Linked DNA regions of Homo sapiens: region 2 is linked to region 1. The links are chromatin loops, found by intact Hi-C in ENCODE. Cell type or tissue: heart left ventricle. All regions are shown on one strand. Links, peaks and the distances in the headings refer to the core of each region. The heading gives the core; the rest is flanking DNA. Region 1 overlaps PACRG (parkin coregulated). Region 2 holds the start of LOC105378095 (a long non-coding RNA gene).

Region 1 (8,861 bases), core at 358-8,357:
ATTAAAGAGTATTAAGGTTAGCCAAATGGTCAGGAAATTTAGATGTTTTCAAATTGTGTGCCATTTAAAACAACCATTGGGGACTGGGCATGGTGGCTCACACCTGTAATCCCAGCACTCTGGGAGGCCAAGGAGGGTGGATCACCTGAGGTCAGGAGTTTGAGACCAGCCTGTTAACATGGTGAAACCCTATCTCTACTAATAAATAAATAAATAAATAAATAAATAATACATAAATTAGCTGGGCGTGGTGGCAGATGCCTGTAATCCCAGCTACTCAGGAGGCCGAGGCAGGAGAATTGCTTGAACCCAGAGGTGGAGGTTGCAGTGAGCCGAGATCGTGCCATTGCACTCCAGCCTGGGTGACAGAGCAAGACTCCATCTCAAAAATACAAAACAAAAAGCCATGGGCCCAGTGATAGTTTCCCATAACAATTCCTCCTCCATTCTGAATTTCTTATGCTTCATTTTAGTGCAAATGTGGTTCCATGAAAAATGGTAAGACACTGGATTACGCTACCAAAAGAGTTGGGTCTTGCCACTTGTGAAAGTGCAGGAGGAGCTGGCTTAAGCCCATCCTATCCCCCAGCCCCTCGACTGTCGAGGTCGGTCTTCCTTTCTGTTTCTGTTGCCACCACCGCACGTTGTCCCTTATGGTCTGTCTCCAAATTTACCTTCCTGTTGGAATAACCTCCCCACCGCCCTCTCCTGCCTTCTCTCTATCCCTTTAAATTCACCCTTTTCCACTGCCTACTTAAACCTTCGTTAGCTCAGCTCGTGTTGCATTTCTCCACTGGGGAAAACCTTCAGAAATGTACCATTATCTGTTGAATAAATTTCAGCTCCCCTGGCCTGGCATTAAGCCCTACGTGATGGGCTTCAGGCCAATTGTCTTCTAATCCTCCCTCACAGCAACATCAGGATCCAGTTAAACCACGATTGTTACCCCCAGACAAGAGTCAGGGCCTCCCCACCTCCTCATCTGGCCTTGAGTCATTTCTTCCTGCTGGAGTTCCTTCCCCAGCTCTGCTTATGAAAATCTGTGAAGGTGCCTTGATCTCTGAATCACCAGAGTCGGAAGACATTTGTCTTTCTTTTAAGCGCTAGCAATGTTGGTGCTTCTCTAGAGGCCCTTGACAAATACCACGTTCTGAAGTTACTGTGAAAATATCTCATTTACAAGAATTAGGCTCCGTGGTGTCTATCAACTCAGTCGATGTTCAAGAGACGTTTGTTGGAAAAGGAATATGAAGAGAAATCTAGCTGCCTGAGGAAACGGGGCGGGCCCATAGTTGCATCCGGGTCTCTGGCCCCGTGGGCTGCAGATGCCCCGCAGGCCAGCTCGGGCGGGCAGAGGGGTCATCTTGCAGGGTGACCCGCAGGCCAGCTCGGGCAGGCAGAGGGTCATCTTGCAGGGTGACCCGCAGGCCAGCTCTGGCGGGCAGAGGGGTCATCTTGCAGGGTGACCCGCAGGCCAGCTCTGGCGGGCAGAGGGTCATCTTGCAGGGTGACCCGCAGGCCAGCTCTGGCGGGCAGAGGGGTCATCTTGCAGGGTGACCCGCAGGCCAGCTCTGGCGGGCAGAGGGGACATCTTGCAGGGTGACCCGCAGGCCAGCTCGGGCAGGCAGAGGGTCATCTTGCAGGGTGACCCGCAGGCCAGCTCTGGCGGGCAGAGGGGTCATCTAGAGGCGGAGCAGAAACCTGAGAACCCAGACTCAGGGAGAGGCCGCTGGGCAGCCGGGCACTGAAGCCAGGAACACCGGCATTTGAGGTAAATGGCCAGGCCAGTGCCTTCCAGAAAGGAAGTCCATGTTCCGAGGAGTGGGAGAAACCGTTTGCTTACGAACCTTTGACCAGGAAAGCAGAGGGGCAAAGAGGCCAGTCAGAGGCAGAGAGGAGGCCCCACCGACGCAACCCTACCCGCCAATGCCCCTTCCTCTCCCTGACCCGGACCTCACGCTGAACTCATGCGCATCCGATTTCATTTAACTAAGGACATTTTTAAGTGACCATTGTGTGGAAGGCACTAGCTTAAGTGCTCTCCCATTGAGTCATGACACAGTAATAGCGACAGTGCTAACACCGTTGAATATTTTCTAGTGCCAGGAGCTGAACTGTGCCTAAATGCATTATTTCATCTAATCTTAGTAACTCAACTGTGAGGCAGGTGCTATGATTAGCATCCTTACTGAAAGTTGAGGCAATGGAGGCTTGGAGAAGTGAAGTGGTTTGCCCAGGTTCCCAGGAGTAAGTGGAGGCAGCCGCAGGTCCAGGGGTGGGGGCAGGCTGCGGGGCGCTCAGCCCCTTCTCCCCACCTTCTTCCCATTGGCTCAGTCCCTTGCATTTTCACAGGCGCAGGGGCAGCAATACTTTTTAGATTTGGGTCTGGTCAACGTTTTTGGTCCCTTGGAAAATTCTCTCCTACAAAATAGGTTATGAATGTAACCCAATCCCCATTAAGATGGTCACTCAGTGATTGCTGTGTGTGTGTGTGTGTGTGTGTGTGTGTGTGTGTGTGTGTGTGTGCGCGCGCGCGCGTGCATGCGCACATGTGCGTATGATAATTAAGTGAATTTGGAGTTGGCACAGGGTGGGGATTGGCCGTGACTTCTGGGTAGGGTAGTGGGTAACTGGAAGAGGACTGAGGCCGGGCGTGGTGGCTCATGCCTGTAATCCCAGCACTCTGGGAGGCCGAAGTGGGCAGATCATCTGAGGTCAGGAGTTCGAGACCAGACTGACTAACGTGGTCATTATAAACTGACCAACCCAGTCTCTACTAAAAATACAAAATTAGCCAAGTGTGGTGGTGCATGCCTGTAATCCCAGCTACTCGGGAGGCTGAGGCAGGAGAATCACTTGAACCTGGGAGGCGGAGGTTGCGGTGAGCCGAGATGGCACCACTGCACTCCAGCCTGGGCAACAAGAGTGAAACTCCACCTCAAAATAAAATAAAATAAAAAAGAAAAAGAAAAAAAAAACAGAAGAGGACTGAGTGGTGCTGTGGTCAAGGTGGGGGGCACAAGCTCTGTCCCTGCCCTGGCACCAGCTCCCCCTGTCCCCACTCCCGGTCTTCATTTCCTCATAGGTAAAGCAGGGAGCAGAATAACTCCCTCCTGGACTAGTACAGGGCTGGGGAGGACAACATGCGCCACACGTAGTGAGGATTTACCCGATGGACATGCTGTGATGGCTGGGACTGGTATTTAGACTGCAGCTATTAATAGAATGACATTGCAGAACTGGATTCATGATAAGGCTTCCTTAACTTTCATTTAATTCTATTTCAAATGAAATCTTAAGTATTTTAAAAAATTAAAAATATTTAGAAATAAATATTGAGGAGGTCAATGAAAAAGAATGAAGTTATTTACAAAAGAAAAACTGACTCAAGATTCATATGAGAACAACAACTACTCTTAACCTATAATGTCCCTAAGTGAATTGATTTGGAAATAGTTAGGAAAAGGAACCGCATCGTGAAAGCCATCTTGGAACTGATTAGGTTCTAACGCATTTAATGCCAAATCAGGAGAGCCAGTAAACTAAAACAATGAGATCAAAGCCGCAGCAAATACTCTGCACACCAGCGAGTCCTGACACATGGGAACTGGCGCAGGGTTCAGTCGGTCCACGGCCAAACTCAGTTTCTGCTCATGTGGGGTAGATATCAGTGCACGGAATTCCAAATTTGTTGGTGTGGTTTCCAGCGACCAGTTCCAGGCTCCCATCTGCATGCCACAGTCTAGCATCTCAATGGCAACTGGCTGACCTTGAGCCTGTCCTCGCTGATGGAGGGACTGCTTTTATCACTGTGTTTCACCTTTGCTGGGCACGACCTTCTGATCTCACTGTGGCAGTTCACAGTTAATTGCACTAAGGAAGGGCCGCATCTGAATAAGTCCCTCCTGAAGAACATGCAATCTGAATTCACATGTATTTCTCTTTAGAGTGCATTCCATGATGTTTTGCTACACACATACCCCCTAAATTGTAGTTATTTTAGATATTCTGTAGAACTAATTTATGGTCCCTGTATATTCCGGGAAGGTAATTGGGAAAGCCATTCAAAAGTGTTGAGTGGTATAGACGAGTATTTGGTCATAAAAAGTTCTCTATGCATTATTTTTCTTAGATAATCGAGAGCACATTTTATGCTGAAACTTCAGGCAAAGTGATGCATAAAATGAATCAGCATTATAAACTTGGCAACATGGGATTTTTAGTTTTATTAGTTCCCATTCAAAGGTATGACAGTCGCGAAACTCTTTTGTGCTCATTTAGAATTTCAAATGTAGGAGAATGTTAATAAGTGAATCTAATCCTTGTACTGATCCTGCTTAACAGAGCTTATTCTCCTGTTTTTCAGATGAGGAAATCAAGGCCAAGAAACTGTAACAGGTAAGTCCCAAAGTATGGAGGTGGCACACCAGGAGACAGGCCTGTCGGGCTCTTGCCACTGTGACGTCTACCTTTAATGACCTCGGTTACAGAATACCACGCACACGGAGCAATCAGGAAAGAAGGGCATTTCTTTACCACTGTCAGGTTTAAAATTCTTGTGGCTGAAAGCTCAAGATAACTCTGAAGGTGAATCAGACGCCAGCCCCACTTCAAACACCATTAGTGCTTGGCATTTCAAGCGCATGAGACGAAATTGCAATTAAGAAAACCTGAGAATCTCACTGAGCTTCTGCAACTAGCCATTATCACAAGATAAATGTCTTTTTTGAAAAACAAACTAAAAAGATGATACAGAATAAATGTTTGAATAATGTCTAAATTCTGTGGGGAAAAGAAAAGCAAGAACCCGGAGGCCTAGTCTCTCCAAATCATTTCCTTAATTTTTAAGAAAACAACAAAGCCAAATAAATAGCTTCTTCTGTGGTGTTTCTGAAAATGTGGGATTCTGAATGTGAGATCCTGAAAATCTCCAGGAACCTCCAGACCACAAAACCCTCAGCATGGCCACGGTCGGGCCACACCGTTCTGAGGTTTCCCAACTGCGCACGCCACACTCAGAGCAACACATGTACCCCGGTTCCTCGTTCAATTATTTTTCTCTGTTAAATGAGTGGAAAATAATGTCATCCATCTGGCAGGAGACTGGCTGGTGTTCTGTTTCTGGTGTTCTTTGCTCAAATGCTTCCATTCCAAGTGTTAAAAGACTATCTGTGTAAATGGTCAGGGCTCGGGGTGTCCCTTTGGGGTGATCTAAGAGAAGGTCAGGATTGAAAAGAAACATGTAAGAAATGCAGAGCCTCGAAGTGTCCCCAGAGCTGGCTCAGGTGTGACCCAGATCCTGCGGGCTGTGAGGGGCCTGGGCAGCCTCCGCAGGAGGAGGTGAGCATGGCCGTGTGTGCGGCCTGTGGGGACAAACGTGGCGGCGAAGGCTGCTGGGAGGGCTGAGGGTCCCCGGCTTCTGGGGTTGGGAAACTGGCTCTTCCTGGTGAGGGGTCCCTTTCCCTTCTGTAAGAGCAGTGGGGACCAGGTTTCCAAAACGTTGTTCAGATTTTGCAAAGTGAAAGGCAAGAGCTTGCTGTCTTTTTGACCTGCAAGGAACACCAAAGCAAATGCGACCCCAGCATTTGCCTGCCATTTCTCTCCTCAGGGCCCTTGATTCTGCAGCCTGACATTGTCCTGAAAAATCACTTTCGTTCCGACAGCCACCAACCATACGCATAAGACTTTTAAAAGTTAGGTGCAAACTACTCATGTACTATCTGCTGCATGGGAAAAATAATCAGATGGTCTTTGAGGGAAGACACACACACACACACGCACATACACACATTCACATATGTACATATACATATATACAGATACACAAACACATATACACATATCTACACATATGCAAGCACACATCCACAGTCACATACATATCCATATACAAATACACACCTACATATATGCACATACATCTACACGTGTACACATAAACACACACATAAATACACATATGCATATACATACACACATGTACATAAACATCCATACACTTACATACCACATATACATATTTATGTAGTTTTAAAGTGACCTGTTGCGGAAAGTTTTCCCTCAAAAAAGCCTTTTGGGGAGCAGGAAGGGACGATATGGAACTCAGTAAGGAGCCTGTTTCTTTCCAGATGACCAAGGCTCACATTAGGAGGTAAGAACTGTTGAATTCAGCATGGATATACTGCCTGTTCTCAAGATGGTCTTTGACAGCAAAGCCATTTTCTATGGCAGAAATTATGATCATATTATTGATTCTGAAAATTAGTTGCCAATTCTTGACTGACTTAAAGTTTTTTAACACTTTGAAAGGGATTGAGAATAGTAGTATGGTCTTTAAATAATGTTTTTGTAAAACTTGCTTTAGAAACCAAAATTTCATCTTTGTTTCTGCCTCTCTGATACTCTTTACAGAATATTGTTTTATTACTACCTGTGTTATTATGGGTAGTAAACATAAATGTCCCACTTTATGTATCAATAATAAAATAGGCATTATTTTCCTAAAAACAGCTGTACATACTGATATTTCCTGACAATAAATATTTATGGACAACTCACGCCAGTTTTACTTTCCATACCAATTGTAACAGATGTGAGCTCATCATTCAGTCTGGAAGATTTTATAAACCACTGAATAACAAACTCCCATCCATTCCAAAAGACATGGACTATAAAATAGCATGAATTGTCAGTAAATGGTTATCCTGATGAAATATTCCGTTCACCCCTCCACTTGCATAAAGATAGATCATGCTCCAAAATATGCATACTTTTATAGAGGGAAGAATAATTTTTAAAAGTGATTTACACGACAGAACCATGCAATAGAGCATTTTCCTCCAAGTTCAAGACAAGGAGCCTCTGTCATGAAGGGATGGAGTCATTCAGTCCCTTCCAGCAGCCTAGCTGAACAGTGAGGCTCCTTTCAGAGTCTACAGTCAAATCAAACCGGTCGAGGCGGATGGTGCACCTACTGTGGGCAATGTTCTTTGCTAGATGCTGTCATCTACCTGAGAGGAATTTATACAGAGCCGCACATAGTATATGCATCCATGACAGCTCTGCTCCTTATGACACAGGCATCCGAGCTGCTCTGCCTGTGCAGGAGCTGTGGTTATTATTCCTTCCCCATCACGGACGGTGCATTCTTTTCCTTGGACTTCATTTCTGCTCCAGCTCTCTGGGCTGGGCCATTTTCCTAATTGCTTCTCTGGCAAATATCTCCGGGGCCCTTTGGCTTCTCCCGCCATGATGTGAAGCAGAGATTAAAGATGTCAGGATTGTGCTAGGAACTGAGGATACAGTGGTTGACAGAAAAGATCCGGTCTTTGACCTCATGGGGATTCACTCTAGCAGGGAAGAGGAGCTTTAAATAAATCATCACTGCTACTGTGCTGTGGGAGCTTAGACGGGAGATCTAGCCTGGACTGGGGCTGGCGGGGTGGGGGTGCTGCCCGAGTGGGGATGTGTCAGGGGAAGCGGGAGGGACGAACAAGGAAGGAGACAGGGGCGTAAAGGATCACAGGCAAAGAGAAGGGTTTGCGCAAAGGCCCTGCGGTAGGGGAGAGTTGGATCTGTTCAGAAGCAGAGATGAGTCCGGTGGAGTTGCAGGTGGGGTGGGGAGAGGGGTGTCTGGGGGAGGCTGGACAAGCAGGCAGGAGTCAGGTGATGCTGGCCCTGAGGTCCCTGGGATGGGTGGTCACCTTATTCTAAGGGCCAAAAGGAGGCCAAGGAAGGCTCAAGTGGACCAGTGCATGACTGATTTTGAGTCGAGGCTGCTGTTTGGACAATATTTGATGGGTGTGAAGGTCAATGGCTACTGCACTGCCCCAGGCAATGTGATGATAGTGGCTTGGTTTAGGGTGGTAGAGAAATGAAGACCTATTTTGGAAAATTAAAAAACAGCTAGAACATGGTGTTGAATTTGATAAAGTGAGAGAGAGGGATACCTGTATTTCTCTTGTGCAAAGGGATAGATGGCAACAGCTTTAGCAGGGGCAACAGGGGAGGACAAAGGCTTGAGGAGATAGAAGGGCAGGAATTTGCCTTTGGACACATGAAGGCCGAGTCCCTGAGAGGCATCAGAAGGGAGGCGGGGAGCGGGGGTTGGGGGCGGCTCTGGACATCCAGAACTCAAATACCATCAAGATGCTGGAAGAGCACTTATGTGATGTCATGTGTTTCAATACCGGTTTTATTTCTTGCTTTAAAACATCTAGAATAAGATGGTTTTAAAAATCTAAAATAAAAATATCTAAAATAAAATAACATTAATCTGTTAAACACACTATGAGCTTTAATGAGCAATTTTCTAATAATCACTCACATCTCCCAGTTCCTAGTTCAAGGCTCTCTGCCAGACCACTGTTCTTCAGCATGTGCATGGAAGAAATTCATGCCCGTGAACTCTGTGGGGCCAGAGGGCAGTGATACCGGCTGGAACGGAAGATGACTCCCCTCTAAAGGAGCTGACAGTCTGGGACTGAGGTCAGAACGTCCAGCAGCTGCTGGCCTGGCCCCGGGCTGGCAGCAAACTCTCTGAACCTTGGCTTGTTTTTATGCAGGATGGCAAGAGGGACAAGATAATCTTCCAGAAAACCTACAGTTTTATAATTGTATAATTCTTTGGATTGCAATAATTAAAAATTCAAAATAAATCTGTTTATTAAACCCTATTTAATTTTTTTTTTTGAGACAGAGTTTTGCTCTTGTTGCCCAGGCTGGAGTGCAATGGTTTGATCTTGGCTCACTGCAACCTCTGCCTCTTGGGTTTGAGCGATTCTCCTGCCTCAGTCTCCCAAGTAGCTGGGATTACAGGCATGCACCGCCATGCCCAGCTAAGTTTGTATTTTTAGTAGAGA
Region 2 (8,861 bases), core at 580-8,579, 75 kb after region 1:
ATCATTACATTGTAATATATAATGAAATAATTATACACCTCACCATAATGTAAAATCAGTGGGGGCCCTAAGCTTGTCTTCCTGCAACTAGATGGTCCCATCTGTGATGGGGTGATGGGAGACAGTGGCAGATCATCAGGCATTAGATTCTCACAAGGTGCACACAGCCTGGATCCCTGAGATGCACAGTTCACAACACAGTTCACACTCCTGTGAGAATCCAATGCTGCTGCTGATCTGACAGGAGGCGGAGCTCAGGCAGTAAAGCGAGCAATGAGAGCAACCCTAAATAGAGATGAAATGAAGCCTTGCTCACCTGCCCACTGCTCACCTCCTGCTGTGCAGCTGCTTCCTAACAGAGCACAGACCAGTGCCAGTCCATGGCCCGGGGGCTGGGGACCCCTACCCCGGGAACCCCTACCCTCGGGGTATGTAGAAAGATTGTTGCCTATTTGAGAATCATGATCAAAGGTTTCAAGTGAGCGGATGCCCCTCCTCCCCTCCTGAGCAGACTGCGTGGACGTGGGCTTTGTATCTGTGACTGGGCCTCCCCTGGAACCCTGGCCTTCCTGTCCAGGGACTGGCGTATGCCTAGACCTGCCTATCACCTGCTCTGTTGGGATTGGGCTCCCGTTGGGGGTGAGTTTCCTGAGTCTGAGCTTTCCTTTGGTGCTTGCCAGGAGCTTGTTTTAGCCTTTGGGCATCATACCTACAACAATCGGGCTGCACCCCTAGCTTCTGCAGGGAGCGGTACATTCCCAGGCCTCATTTAGTCAGGCTAAGCCTCTATCGCCAAGCCTGGTTCTGCCCATCCCAGAGTCTTTCACACTTGTGCCCAGACCCCAGTCCTATTAGGACTCAACGGAAGTTTTGAATGAAAATTGGGAAGATTCACTTGCAAAGGCGTGCTGGTGGAATGCTTGTGGGTATTTCAAAGTTCCTCATGGAGAATGTAATTCTGTAGATACAGCAAGTATAAACGATCATTGCTTTTATATGGATTATTGGAGGATTTAATTAGACAATGCAAGTTGAAAGCAAGCACATTGAATATTGTAAAGTTGCAGTGCTAGTTAAAGACAGCAGAACCTTAAATAATAGGTGGTTTTGTTCTTGGAAGAGGGTTTCCTAAATATAAATAATTAAAATAAATTGGACAGCAAATTGGGGGAAAATATAGCAATGTTGCCAAATACGACAGCATCTCACACTATGATAAAGTTGTATCTCTGCGTTGTGTGTACATGTGCATATGTATGCACACGCATGTGTGTACGGGGGCTGGGTGCGCTGAAGGGTAGATGGATGGTGTTTATTGAGGGCTGGGTGAAGTAGTCAGACTCAACTTGATTTTTCTAAGCCATTAAGCTCTCATTTGCATTTTAGATATTCTATTTATCAGCTATCCTTGCTTTACATTAATTATAGTTTTCAAGCATTTGTAAATATTTCCTTAAAAATCCTGCCTTCAGTTTGTGTTCCTCTTCGTTTTTCTTCCCCTTTTCTCTTGAGAGCAGCCTGTGAATCGATGGTTTCATTACTGTCTTCTGCCCATCCTCCACCAGGTTTTTGTCTAAGTTCCTCCACCTTGGTTTCCTTGGTGATGTGCAAGCCCCTCGGTTTCCAGCCCTTGCCCTTGGTGCTGGCTCCACTGGGGACAGACACTGCTTTATGGCCCTCCTTTCACATCTCCACATCACCCTGGTGTCCCAGATCCCTCAAAGTGCATGACAAGGCAGCTGTCCCCAGATGCTCTTTACAACGGCCAGCTCTCTATTAGACAACACAGGAAAAACTTTCTTTCTCACGTCCTCTGGACACAGAAAAGAGGGAAAAGTCTACATTTCATGTGTTCAATTGAAAAATGATCTCTAAAATTACTTAAGACTCATGGATCCTTCTCTTCCCAGCCGGGCTTCTGATGAGCACATCCTACACTTACTGCTGCGGTTCCTGACCTTCAGTGCACTTTACAGCCACCCAAAAGCAGGCTTTGTCTCAAACACTTCCTGGAAATCGCTTTTGCTGAGGCCACTGTTGATCTCCTAAACAATAAATCCAATGGGTATGCTTCAGTATTTGTCTATTTGTCCTTTCTGAAGCATTGGGAGATTTTGATCTTTTATTCTTGACTTTTCTGTCTCTCCTGTCATTCTCAAGCCTTTTCCTCTTCCTACCCAGTTAAATGTTGGGGTTTCCAGGGTTCCACCAGGGGCCATTACTCGTCATTGCTTTATGTTGTCCTTGGGTGATCTCATTAACCACCACAGTCATGCATGTGGCTACCTTTCCAGCCCAGATTGCTCATAAATAGCTCTAAGATATATATTCTATTTGTTTATTGGCTGTTTCTACCTCGATGTCCCATGAGCATCTTAAATGCAACAGAACTAGAAATAAAATTATCATATTTCCCTAAAACATCCTCTTTCTAAATTTGGCATTAGATTAATGATATCAGGATCAACCTAGTCAAGGAGAATGGAATCTACTAAATTGACTCCAGAAGAGACAGAAAACAGAACAATATAACAATGCATGCTATTAAAGCTATTGCTAAATTAACATAAAAATATGCCATGCCAAGATGGCGTTAGAAGCAAATTAATTCCACTTTCCATGGAATGATATTTCTCTATTTAAGCTTATTTAAACTATTATAGAAAGAATCCTCCAAAATTCTTTTAAATAATGACAGCATACCACTGACACTGAAAGATGATAGAATAGTTCTAAAATAGATGATTATCTTGAATATTACAAAAATCTTTACATAATTACCAAAGAAATTTAGCAGTACATTGCACAAAAAAAAAATGCCGTGACTGAGTGGCATTTATTTCCTGAATACATGGGTAGATAAAAAAAAATTACAAATGGGTCAAATTAATATATACTAGTAATATATTAGAGGAGGTAAATTATATAACTTACATAGAAGGTAGGAGAAGAGGCATGTTAACAAATGTCAACCTTCATTTCTGATGTTAAAAATCAGTGGTAAGGCAAGAATTGACAGATTTCTTTTTTAAGCCAGCATGAAGCTTAATGATAAAATGCTAAAACATACCTATTAAAGTGTGGAATAAGACGAGGATCCTAACCATTGCTACAACTACTTAAAACTGCCATTGAAATGGCAGCCAACAGTGTTAAATGAGAAATAACTAGAAAGTTTGAATACTGGAAAGAAGAATTACAACAACCTGAAAACATAAAGAGAATTACCCAAAAGATTACAAAATATACCTACATAGCTGCACTATATATAAATAATTATCAGTGAGAAAATATAGTAAAAGACATTGAAATAAGTACACCATTTACAACAGCAAACAAATAAAACAAAATAAAAATTAAAAAAAGATTAAATATATATGAATGGATTTAAAAGATGATGTATAAATTTATATAAAGAAAACTTTAAAACTCTACTGAGAGACTTAAAAGAAGGCTTAATGATGTCATACTTTAAAAGTATAACAACTGTACCCAAAGTGTTCTGTAAATTCAATGTGACCTTTTCTGGAAAACCAGAAAGTCTAGATTTCTTATGAGAAGGAAAAATAAACGTGTGAGAATATCTTGGAAAACTGTGGAAAGAATGGGTAGAAACTCCCCAGTAAGATAATAAAACTCTGCTGTCCAATATGGTAGCCACTAGCCACATGTGGCTATTTGAAATTTAAGTTTAAATTAATTAGAAATTTATAAAATAAAAAATTCACGTCCTTAGTCACACTAGCCACATCTCCAGGCTCAATGTGATGGTGGCTACTATACTGGACAGAGTAAACAGTGAATATTTTCATCATTGTAGACGGTTCTATTGGACAATACTCTACCGAAGCATGTTATTAATGAAAAGAGTTTGGTTGGCCCTGGAGAAGAAATAGTTAAGAACAGAATCGAGTCCAAAAGTAGATCAAAATAAAGTAGAATTTAGATTGTGATATAGGTTGTGTTTCAAAGGTGGGAAAAAGAGAGGCTACTTTTTATATGGTGTTGGGGCAATTGACTAATCATTTTAAAAAATGTACAGCTAGATCTTTATCTCATTATTTAAACCAATGTAAATTTCAGTTAGAGCAAATAATTAAAATGTAAAAACAGAATTAAGCAAAATCCCTTACTGTCCTTGAGGAAAAGATCAATGGATTTATTTGTAAACTTTAAGTGGGGGTATTCGTAATACCTATAACTGACAAAGGGTTAATTTCCTTAATTTACAAATAACTAATACCAATCAATGAGAAAAAAATAACCAAAACAATAGAAAAATGGGTAAAGGATATACATAGAGGCTTCATAAAAAAAGTATAAATGGTCAATGATCACATGAAAAGATACTAAACTTCATTTATCACCAAAAAGAACCTAAATAGTTCAGTGTATATTCCCTACAAACAAGGACATTCTCCTACATAATCGTAACACAAGCACTGAAATGCAACAAACACCGGTATATTACTACCACTTTATCCCCAACTCATTCACATATTGCCAGTTGTCCCAATAACATCCTTAATAGCAAAAAGATCAATCCAGAATCACATGTTGCATTATTTGTGATGTCTCTTTATTCTCCTATCTAAAACAGTTCTTCAGTTTTGTTTTGTTTTTTTTTTCCTTGACTTTCATGCCCTGGACATTTTAAAAGGTTACAGGGCAGTTTTGTTTTTTAAAAATTGAACATCCCTCAATTGGGGTTTGTCTGACACTTCCTAATGATTAGAGTCAGGTTTTGCATTTCTGGCAGATATATCCCACTGTGCTCCATCAGCTGCCACGTGCTTTTAATTTGTCCATTTCATAGCCATGTTAACCTTGATCCTTCAATTAAGATTGTCAGTTTCTGGTTGGGCATGGTGGCTCATGCCTGTAATCCCAGCACTTTGGGAGGCCAAGGCGGGTGGATCACGAGGTCAGGAGATCAAGACCATCCTGGCTAACAAGGTGAAACCCCATGTCTAATAAAAATACAAAAAATTAGCTGGGCGTGGTGGTGGGTGCCTGTAGTTCCAGCTACTCGGGAGGCTGAGGCAGGAGAATGGCATGAACCTGGGAGGCATAGCTTGCAGTGAGCCGAGATCGTGCCACTGCAATCCAGCCTGGGCGATGAGCGAGACTCCGTCTCAAAAAAAAAAAAAAGATTATCAGTTTCCAAAGTAAAGTTACTCTTCTTCCCTTTATAATTAATGTGCATTTTGTTGGGAGATAATATGAAATAATGGTAAATATACAATTTTTCATCAAACTTTTATTCATTTATTCATTTATATTAATATGGAGTCATTAATTCCTAATGTAGTCTATGGGTTATAGCCCATTTTACTATCATTTATTTTGAAGGTCAAAGGGTCCCTGACTTGGCAATTGGGCAACCCTTTTGAGCCAGCATCTGTGTCCCCTGCACATGTCTCCTTTGCTCTTTAAGCATTTTCTTTCTTTTTGACATGGCTCTGTTCCAAGATCATTCTTGGACTTTTCCTGCCTTAGTTCTGGAATTGGCCATTTCTCAAGGAGCTTTGGTTCCTTTTTAGGGAGAATGGTACTTAGAAACCAAAATCCAGGTACCAGATGTGCTCACTGCTTTTGGGGTGCCACTGCTCCCGGGCCCTCACAGTGAACATAGCTATACACACATACACATAGTTACAACCATGCTCATTTCCACAGCTACCTTTATCTATAATGAAAATCATGAGTTTATGCCAGTATCTCAACTCTAATCCAATACCCCAGAGTATTTTCAAATTCTCTATCTTTTCATATTTGTAACTCTCTTGGCTCCCATTATCCTTTTTATATTTATTCATTTGATCTACCCCTGTATGTAACCAATATCCCACTGCTCTGTACTCCTTCTTCATCCCAATGCAGATGCCTTTCTGGTCACTCTGGTATTCTGATCCCACTTGCAGGGCCATTGGCAGTGCTTCCCAACCACACAGATGTCTTCCTCACTCTTCTTAGGCCCTGACACCCCTCCCTGGACCACAGTGGCTCCCTCTGCCACTGCAGGTAGACGCTGACTGCACGTGCTCAGCTCCATTTGGTGGCTTTGGGCTGAATTATTGAGGAAGAGGAAGAGAATGAGCACTGCATTATGCTACCCTCCCCTCATACCCTCATGACCTGTTTGCTTATTTTCCTAGTTACAAACCAGACTTGGTAGGAGTGCAAAACCAAGAGGCTCAACCATTTCGACTGCTTACATTGGTAACTCTTATAGGGGGAGGAACGAGGAAGTCATCTTTTACTACGGGAAGATATACCATATTAAGTAGAATGTTTTCATGAGTCATTTTATTATGCGCAATTGATTTAAATACCGAGAATTACAACAAATGTGTTCTTGTCCAAAGGCTTCTGTAAAAACTCCATTACATAGATATATGCCTAGATTCTAAGTTATGAAAAATAATCAAATACGGTAAAGGTGCAAGTCCACCTGTGTATATAAGCTTGATATTTCCATGCTATTGGTAGATAAGATAAATTTAAAAAATTTGTTCATCATGGGGAATTTTAAGACAATTATTTAAATTGACCTCAGCTATCTGTCCCTTTACTCTATAAAACAGTGACTTTACCATATGGTAAATATTATGGAAACCAAGTGTTAATGTTTTCATTAAACCAATGATGGAATAGTACACAGGATTATAAAATGTTTCTGTGAAGTATGAGACAGTTGCATAATTTACACATAAGCATTGAAGAATCACTACATAGCCTGGAGGAGAATTGCTAACTCTGTCAAAAAAAGGTCAGCTTTAAGTGTTGCTGTCATAATGGTAGAGTTAAGAGCCAAAGGGAATTTAAAAAAAAGGTGGTGGGAGAGAAAGATTCTGTGATAGAATCTATCATGTAAGCCTAGGAGAAAAAATTTAGTATTGTCAAATAAGGCTCCAGTGAAGTAATGAAGAATTTTATTAAGTTCTTATTATTTGAACGAAGACATTTTTCCATTTTAAGACACTTCAGATCTGTTTAATGTGTGTTTAAATAGGGCATAAAACCAACCAGACAGTTCACCAGGTCAACTTTTGGCTGCCTTGGGATGAACCACATTTTTCCCCCCAATACAGCTATTCACTGATTTAAAGAGCTTGCTGTTTCTTACTTAACATGTCCTATATCTTCCATTGAACTGAAGAGAGTTTTCCTTTTCAAATATTCAAGGTTATGCCCTTCAGTACAAACTGGGTGCAACAAAGAACAGAAATTATTTTGTTCTCAGCAAAAGTAAGGGGAAGAGATACATGTATTTAACAGAGAAATTTAGTGGCTGCTTCAGTATGCGTTAACCAATTTAATCCCTTCAACATGCCTCTGCAGTAGATATCATCCATGTGCTTTGGAAGAGGAAGTTAATGCTCAGAGGTTATGGTCCTCAGCCCATAGAAATGGGTGCATCCGCTTGGAAGCTCCACCTTCTAAGGCCATGGTGAGTGCTCTGTCCACTCTGGTGGTCTCTGCTTTATTTTCAGTGGGGATATTTTTTAATGAAGGCCCTCCAGTGAATTTTCTTTGTCCTCATGTTCAACACTTACTGTGTTGAATTGAATACTTGGCACTTTTTCACATTTTAGAAAGATATTCTGCATTATAGAATGGATTACACATTGGTATTACAATATCTAAACTTTGATAGTTCTATAAATGCTTTAGAAGGAATATATTTGGGTCACAGGTAAAGTCCATTAAAGAGCAGAAAGTTAGTACATTATTCTGTCCTTCTGTTCATCGTCTGGATGTAATTGTCTGTGTACTCACCTGACTGCTCTGTAATCTTTAATAAGATTTTTAAAAGTATGTGGAAGCGTAGGCCGTGACTCTCATGAGCATGACGGGTGACAATGGTCCTCATGGAGACATTTGCCAAAGCTCAATTAACAAGACATTTGGTAGAGAACTGAGGTCCCCCAACAGGCGTGGTTTGATGTTCATGGAGACTTTTAGGGGCTCGGCTCAAGAACTTCACACATATACTCTTACTGTGCAATGGAGGGTTGATTTCAATTGACTGTCTTTGCCTTGTTCACTGCTGAGTTGCAATGGCTTTTCTTTCTTTAAAAGAAAGAATGTGAAGGTAAAATAAAGAATATGTTTGTGTACTTTAGACATATGGAAGTTTTCAGTTGTTAGTTTACAGTACGATATTTACAATATGATATTTCCTTTGTGTCACATGCTTTACATCAAATTATGGCTTGGATATGTTGTCTTGTTCAGGTATTAACTAGGTTGATGTATGCTTATTTCATGCATTATGAAAAAGTCAATACAAAGGAAAATTCAAAACTCAGTAATGTCATAATATTCCTTTAGAATAAACATTATGTAGCAGTTGTCTCATTTTGTGTTACCCTCATCTGTGAAATTAGGCAATCCCTGTAGCATAACCTGTCAATATTAACAATTATTTGTTGTGGGTATCATTCAATCTCTACTTTATGCCCAACCACTCAATGTAGTTTTCTTTTAATTATAGATTTAGAAATTGATTAATGAAATATAAAATGCCAGATCAACTTACAACTACTTTCAACCTTGCCCATCCAAATCCATTTCTCGTCCTTTTGCAAAGCTCCACTTTCATGCTGAGGCGGACTGCCACATTAATACTGCTTAGATCTACTCCAGCTAGTCTGCACTAAGGCTACTGACTATTCTTTATTAAGGCTACTGAGAAATTTGGATGGTAAGATGCTCTATTTCAGGGCCACTCATCACGTTTCCTGATAAATACTAACAACAGTTCACTGTGTACTTCCTTTACTAAATGCACTCAACTTCTAGTCAACTGGGAAAGGTGTCAGAAAAATGTGCCTAATATTGCTCACGACCTTATT

What was found. A loop is a pair of places that touch in the nucleus more often than their neighbours do. Peaks named below come from ENCODE experiments on the same cell type or tissue, not always from the same donor. Only the 100,000 strongest peaks of a DNase experiment are listed, where the experiment ranks them.
Region 2: it touches region 1 in a loop (2.7-fold over the local background); 4 of 110 quality-filtered maps call a loop at or near these places.

What each region holds. Positions count from the first base shown.
Region 1 is chr6:163,283,944-163,292,804 of GRCh38, reverse strand. The region is part of intron 4 of PACRG (parkin coregulated); the gene reads right to left. Among named protein-coding and RNA genes, the nearest start is that of PACRG-AS1, 36 kb to the left of the region's middle. RefSeq lists enhancers at 920-1,425, 1,426-1,932. In heart left ventricle, for the core only: no CTCF peak of the experiment used is centred there; a DNase peak (open chromatin) is centred at 3,646; H3K27ac peaks cover 2,694 bases.
Region 2 is chr6:163,209,074-163,217,934 of GRCh38, reverse strand. All of the region lies in intron 4 of PACRG (parkin coregulated), which reads right to left. It overlaps LOC105378095 (a long non-coding RNA gene), which reads right to left and starts at 8,659. Exons shown (of 2, transcript XR_943198.3): 1 at 8,546-8,659; 2 at 6,295-8,076. In heart left ventricle, for the core only: no CTCF peak of the experiment used is centred there; no DNase peak of the experiment used is centred there; H3K4me3 peaks cover 1,929 bases; H3K27ac peaks cover 1,899 bases.